2 separate regions of the Homo sapiens genome follow, and region 1 is linked to region 2. A link is a contact called in ENCODE Hi-C data. All regions are on one chromosome and are shown on one strand. Each heading gives the region's core, a stretch centred on a gene start or an enhancer-like site at or near the end of the contact. The rest is flanking DNA. Distances are from core to core; before and after follow the strand shown.

The links. A loop is a pair of places that touch in the nucleus more often than their neighbours do. Pooled maps may share reads with other maps.
Region 1: a pooled map shows a loop between it and region 2 (4-fold over the local background). The contact joins two enhancer-like sites. A Hi-C loop is called at or near these places in 4 of 37 single-sample maps with no recorded cell type and 3 of 50 pooled maps.

The regions. Positions count from the first base shown.
Region 1 is chr4:48,035,049-48,038,509 of GRCh38, forward strand. It overlaps NIPAL1 (NIPA like domain containing 1), which reads left to right. Exons shown (of 6, transcript NM_207330.3): 6 at 514-3,461. The coding sequence ends at 1,124. Among named protein-coding and RNA genes, the nearest start is that of NIPAL1, 20 kb to the left of the region's middle. RefSeq lists enhancers at 1,625-1,884, 1,905-1,964. Within about 2 kb of position 1,848, at least 5 of the 41 ENCODE cell types and tissues checked have a DNase peak (open chromatin) inside an H3K27ac peak, as active enhancers do.
Region 2 is chr4:42,637,275-42,640,752 of GRCh38, forward strand. All of the region lies in intron 1 of ATP8A1 (ATPase phospholipid transporting 8A1), which reads right to left. Among named protein-coding and RNA genes, the nearest start is that of ATP8A1, 18 kb to the right of the region's middle. RefSeq lists enhancers at 1,637-1,686, 1,917-2,036. Within about 2 kb of position 1,886, at least 4 of the 41 ENCODE cell types and tissues checked have a DNase peak (open chromatin) inside an H3K27ac peak, as active enhancers do.

The DNA.
Region 1 (3,461 bases), core at 598-3,097, 5.4 Mb after region 2:
ATTCAACCTAAAGAACCACTCAAATTCTGCTCCACTTTCTCTCCTCACCAAATAGTATCTGTAATAATATTGTAATAAGCTTTCTACATTGTGGGCCGCATTGTGGGTTGTGAGACACAGTGAGGTTTGATTATTATTTCTCCTGAAAAGATGGCAGAACTTATTTTTGTGTTCATGCTTCCCCTGTTACACAATGAAAGGGAGAGGTGGGGATGGTAGAGGCAAAAGACATATATTCAAAATCAAATCTTTGCCACTCTCTTCCTCTGAAAATAAAAAGTTAATCTGATAATATTCGCCCTAGCTCATAGTGGTATTGGTGAGATTTAAATGATATGTTTGTGAAAATCCTTTGTAAAATATTGAGAACTATGCAATAGAATGTTGTTTTTAATTTGATCTCACTTCTATTTCTAAAATACCTATGCTCTTAAACTCATGACTAACAAGATTTCAGAAAGGTATAATCCTGTGAGCATTTTCTAAAGTCAAATTCTTTTCTCCTTCTAACAGGGTTTATTTCCTTTGCTGTGATCATAACTGTGATCTCCTTGGTGCTGATTTTGATTGTGGCTCCCAAGAAAGGACAGACCAATATATTGGTTTATATTTCAATCTGTTCCTTGATTGGAGCGTTTTCAGTTTCTTCTGTGAAAGGCCTGGGAATTGCCATTAAGGAGCTGATAGAATGGAAGCCAGTTTACAAACATCCGCTGGTCTTTGTTTTGCTGGCTGTACTTGTGCTTTCAGTAACTACACAGATTAACTATCTCAACAAGGCACTGGACACCTTTAATACCTCTCTTGTGACACCCATTTATTATGTATTCTTCACATCCATGGTAGTGACTTGCTCTGCCATCTTATTCCAAGAGTGGTATGGCATGACAGCTGGAGATATCATTGGGACCCTGAGTGGATTCTTCACTATTATCATTGGCATCTTCCTTCTACATGCTTTTAAAAATACTGACATTACTTGGAGTGAGCTTACATCCACTGCTAAGAAAGAAGCCGTCTCTCTGAATGTCAATGAAAACAATTATGTTTTACTAGAGAACTTGGAGTGTTCAGCCCCAGGATACAATGATGACGTTACCTTGTTTAGTAGAACTGATGACTGAAGTCTCTAGAAACACTGAGTTTTAACCAATATGAGACACACGAAGAGGAAAATGAATGCTTGCTTCTTGGAAGAACTGCTAGGAAAGTTAGCATTTTTGCAGTTCTAACTAATTTAGATGTGAGGCCAAGTAAAAATGCCATTTTTTTGGCCATTGAATTTGAAAATCAAATTGATTATCCTCCAGAATCTCTACAAACTTTGAAATACTCTCTAAGGATCAAAGAAGTCAAAGAGCTATGTGTGTCTCAGAATAATCTCCTTCTTCTGGTCACAGTATCTTTGTCTCTGCCAGGTGGCTCTTCATTTCTTTGGTAGCTATTTTTAGACTTACAGTCATTCACCAATATACAGTTAGCAGTGTTCTGATAGACACAGTATCAGTCATATTCTCCGTTGAGTCATAATTTCAAACTCAACAAGATTTCAGAAAGGTATAATCATGTAATTTCTCATATTAAAACTGAGAAGAGAGGCCAGGCATGGTGGTTCACACCTGTAATCCTAGCAGTTTGGGAGGCCAAGGCGGACAGATCACTTGAGCTCAGGAGTTCGAGACCACCTTGGGCCACAAGGCGAGACCCTGTCTCTACAAAAAATACAAAAATTAGCCAGGCGTGGTGGCACATGCCTGTAGTTCCAGCCACCCGGGAGCCTGAGGTGGGAGGATTGCTTGAGTCTGCGAGGTTGGGGCTGCCGTGAGCCCAGATTGCGCCATTGTGCTCCAGCCTGGGTGACAAAGCAAGGCCCTGTCTCAAAAAAGAAGAAGAGAAAGGGCCAGGGGCTTTTGCTTTAAAAAACTTTTTTTAAAACAGAAGTGAAACCACGGGTGCTTTGTTCTTCCTTCTGCACCTCCTTCTTAAACTAGATAGCTAATTAGTTATTTTAAGAAAAAAGAAATTTAAAAAAAAGCCTGCTTTATTTGTTAGTGGGCTAGAATACACAAGACATACCCACCCATGAAGAGTTTATGAATTGTAACTTATTGACATTATCATAGGAATTTACTACCAGTTAAAGAGGGAGAACGGAGGAAGAGAAAAATACTTCAGATAAAGGAAAAAGTTTTCTTCTCACAAAAACACAGACACGTGATTGTTTTCACAGGTTCCATTAATTAACTCAGGTCTGGAAGACATAGGACAAAATGGAGTTTCTGAAGAAGTCCAGGTGAATTCAGCTTTGGAGTCACTTATGTTCATTTTTTTTCCTTTTCTTTTACTATTATCCTAAAGGTTATTTTTCTTGTTGATATAGAGATTTTTGTAAAAGATTGCTACATTATTTCAGGATTATATCCTACATTTCGATTGCTCTCAAATGTTTTATCCCTAAAGAGTGAGTTTTCCACAGACTGTTTGGAAGCAACTAGAAAAATCTTTGTGAAAAATCTGAACAAATTATCATAATGGCTCTCTTGAAATTTTGCACTTTCACCCTTATTAAGGAAATTATAATTAGTTACTAACCTTTAAAAATAGATATATTCTAATAGGATAGAAAGTTAACTTCCTGGCAAACAAAATACTAAGATCTCAGGGGCTACTGCAGGAAAATACCTTTTTCGCACATTAAAATGTTTATAAAATTTTCCCCTCTCATTTCAAATGCATGGCAGGAATAACATTTTTGGTGGTCTTTAATGTGATGGACAGATTTACTGTCACTTATTGATTTTATGGAAAATAAATTGGCTATCTTATTTTTATAACAATCTTATTTTTCTCAAAACAAAAATCCTAACCAAAAAGTTGTCATTAAAAAAAAAAAAATTCAGGTAGACTGAATGTTTTTCTGCTCTAACCTTAAATGTTATTAGGTTTGGTTTTTGTTTCTAAGCTACTTCAAGACTACCTGAGGTAATAATGGTAAACTTTATTATTCAGAATTCGATTAAACTAACTTCAGCATTTCCACAGTTCTATTAAACAATGACTGATGTTCACAATGACAACCTACCTGAGATGGCTGCAAGGCCCTAATGTTCCATTATACATTATAGTCTTTTCAGCATAGTTTAGTGTTGAGTGCAATTCTAATGCATTCTACGTTTTTGAAAATCGATAATCCATGGAAGGTCCATGGGTTGATACCTCAGGTCAAAAATGTGTTTACTCTGTTGATTGCTGTTTCACTTTACTTGTATATCAGATATATAAGCTATGAACACAAGTTTGTAGTAAAAGTATCTTCTGTCTGGGCAATGGCTCACACCTGTAATTCCAACACTTTGGGGGGCTCAGGTGGGAGGATTTCTAGTCCCCAGGAGTTTGAGACCAGCCTGGGCAATAAACTAGACCCCATGTCTCTAAAAAATGTAAAAAACATCAAGAGGCTG
Region 2 (3,478 bases), core at 636-3,135:
CTGATGTTAACAGCTGCCCTAAACAAGCTCTGAGTCCAGCACGTTCTGGGACAACTGTGGATTGCAACTCTAAGGAACTTGCACAATAGCCAAACGGTTTTCCACATCCCTACCTTCTTCTCCATCACCCTCTTGTTCATGCAACTGTGATGCTAGCTCATTACCTCCAAGTCCATCTGAGTTATAACAAACATTACATACCCTTGATCATGTAAAACATGGTTATCTCCTTCAACAATTGATAGCTTTTCATTATACAAAAGGGTTCACTTTTTAAAAGAGTTCTAAAAATGAAGATTAGGAGACATCACTTGTCATATGGAGACTTGCTCAAGGTTAGAGAGTCACTGAGCACCAAAGGCAAGACAACATTTGGAAACTGATAAAGTCCAACCCATATCTAAAGCTCTGACACTGATAGATAGATTCATGCATTCATTCAACAATTAAATTTGACCTCACCTCTCCCTTTAACTCTGTCCTTTGCTGGTCTATTACACCTCAACAGTATTTCCAGTTCAGACATTTCTCTACCCCTTCAGCCTTGTTGGATGCTACTTAAGTGTCAAAATACTCTCCTTGGCCATTCTTCTTTGAAGGGATACCTACAAAAGTTTTGAATATATTGTCTATGTAAAAGACCATCATACATCTGACACTAATCTTTTGAGCTATATGCTTAGTTCAATAATAATAAATGCTATGCATGCTTATGTACAGAGGATGGGACAGGCACAAGGGTATGGGTAAGTATCTATTAAGTATGCTACTCTAATATGGGGAAGTAACATGAATGACCCTTCAGGAAAGTCCCTTCTGTGCACTAAATGTTTGCTAAATTTTCTATTTCAATATAAGGCATCCAAAAATTCCCAGAAATTTATAGTCTTGTCTCTATCCTAATAACCACTAATATATTTTGTCATCAGGACCTGTCATTAGGAGACATGGTAAATGACATGTTTCTTTAAGTGCCTTTGAGGGAATTGATTTAAAAATAAACAAGTGTAAAACACACCACAGCAGTTATTGTCTAAAAAAGGAAAAAAAGTAATGGCTTAACATTTCTTGAACTCACGCTAAATTGCGACAAGCCCCTGAAGTAGCACTACAAATTCTAAGTGGTGGATTCTAAAGAGTACTCCTGACATTCAGAAGAAAGGATATCCTTAAGCAGTATTACAAGGAAATCTATAGTATGCCTAGAGTTGGGCGTCACACATAGTAAACAGTCAATCTTGTTGGCAGCCAGCCTTGGATATTAACCTAAAATAATAGTCATCTTCGGCATGCTGAATTGCTTGGAAATAATAAAACATTTACTAACGCCATTTCATGCTTAACTGGAAAAGGAACCAGAACAATGAAAGACAGAAGGAATTTAATGACATCTCCTTGGGAATAACCCACAGATAACTTTATCTGACAGAAGAATTAAATAGTATATTTGCCAACATAGATGTTTAAAAATTGACACAGAAGCAGACTGCACCAGAAACGAGGGGTTGCAACCACCAGACATCTACCAAGCATCTCCTAGAAGTCTCAATTAGCTTAAAGCACCACTGACTTGCAGTGGCATTAAGTTCACCTCTAAAAATGCACAGGAAACAAGGCAGACTGACACTACGGACTGGATTCTAATCCAAGCAAAAGTGGTAAAGTAGTAATGATACTCTTCAAAAAATAACTGTATCAAAGAGTTTTTGACTGTCAAAGGGGAATACCAGGCCATGTCAGATATGTATTCTGGATTTCAGGAGGGCACATTTCAATTTATTATCAAGACCCACAAAGTGCAGAAGCCCCAACAGCTGTCCAAACCCACATGCTGAGTAATTGTGGAAGGCCCTGACAAGGCGGGGAGGTGGTCAGGGAGGGTTGAAGGAGTTGTATTTAGAGACCACTGCTGCTTCACAGGAAGTACTTGAACAAGCACAAGATTAAAAAAAGATCACAGGAAAGGTTGAAAATAGATAGGTTCACATGTTCAACAGTGAATATTAACAGATGCACAGACATCTGAGACTGGAGGAAAGGTGTTGTAAAAAACGTTAGAGACCACTCGATTTTTCCCCCTTTCATCTGGGACACAAAGAATTGATGAGATGAGCCTGCTGCCTAGAATAGATGATACAATGTTGTTAACAGATAATAAAAGGCAGAACTTCTCAGCTCCAACATCTACTTTGCTTCAATCGTCTATCAAGGATAATCATCTTAAGACTGGAAAGGTTAGAATGAACATTAGTTCGAAGAACTAAACCAAAAGACAAGGTAGGGGATTATTTTAAGAGGGAAAAAAAGAAAAATCAGCACCTAACTGCTCTAAATGAATTCCTAGCCTATAGTAAATACATATATGTATGTGTAGGTATATATAATTATTTTCTAACCTACAGAACTGTGAGAACCTGCAAAATAGTTAAGTGAACTGTTACTAATCAGAGAAGAACTATGGTGAATGAGAGAGGAACTAAAAGATGAAGACAATTTAGTCATCGTTCAGTATGCATGGGGGATTGGTTCCAAGACCCCTTACCAAATCTGCAGATGCTCAATTACCTTATATAAAGTGATGTAGTATTTCAAATAACCTACACACATCCTCTTGTATATTTTAAATCATCTCTCGATTACTTATAATACCTAACACAATGCCTACACGTCATTTGCATGGATTCAACATAGTACTTGGTGTGTGGCAAATTGAAGTTTTGCTTTTTGAAACTCTATGGAATTTTTTCTGAATACTTTTGATCCATGATTGGCTGAATCCATGGACGTGAAACTCAGGGATAAGGAGGGCCACCTGCACTCTCCCAGTGTTCTAAAAAGAAGATGGATCATAAAGATCATAAACCACTGTTTTTTAAAATGGGAGTCTACAGATGTGCTTTCAAAGTTCACAGATTTACAAAATGAGATCCACTGCTTCTAAAGGATTTTTGGGAAAGATCTGAAAATTCAGAAGTTAAAAGAACATTTCTGAGAATTCAGTTAAACATGGAACTGAGCTTAATTATTTTGAAAGCAGTGTTTCTCATACAAAGAATATATTCTCAAAGACCAAAAAGAAATGTTTCCTCTAAAAAAGGTCCTTTACATTAGATAAGTCTGAATAATAATGCTATTGGCCAATGAGTTTGAGGCCAATGCTAGTCAAACATTAAGTGCAGCTGATTAACAGACTGCTTAAAAGGGAGGTGGTGACTGGTGGGGATCAGTAAGCCTCCACTGACTAAATCCCTTTTCTTTCTTTTCAAAAATAGAACCCTCAGCATCTGGATTTCAAGAAGGCTTTTGTGTAGGCCCTATTGTTATAAATGAAGACACACGATTCCATGATTATGAAACAATGTGGATTCACAACTATGTAGCTGACAAACATACATGGAGGGGTCTCACATACTAAAGCTATTCTTTGGCCATCCCTGCCTGTGAGCCCTTCTGAAAGAGCCTCCCCTGGGTCACCCTT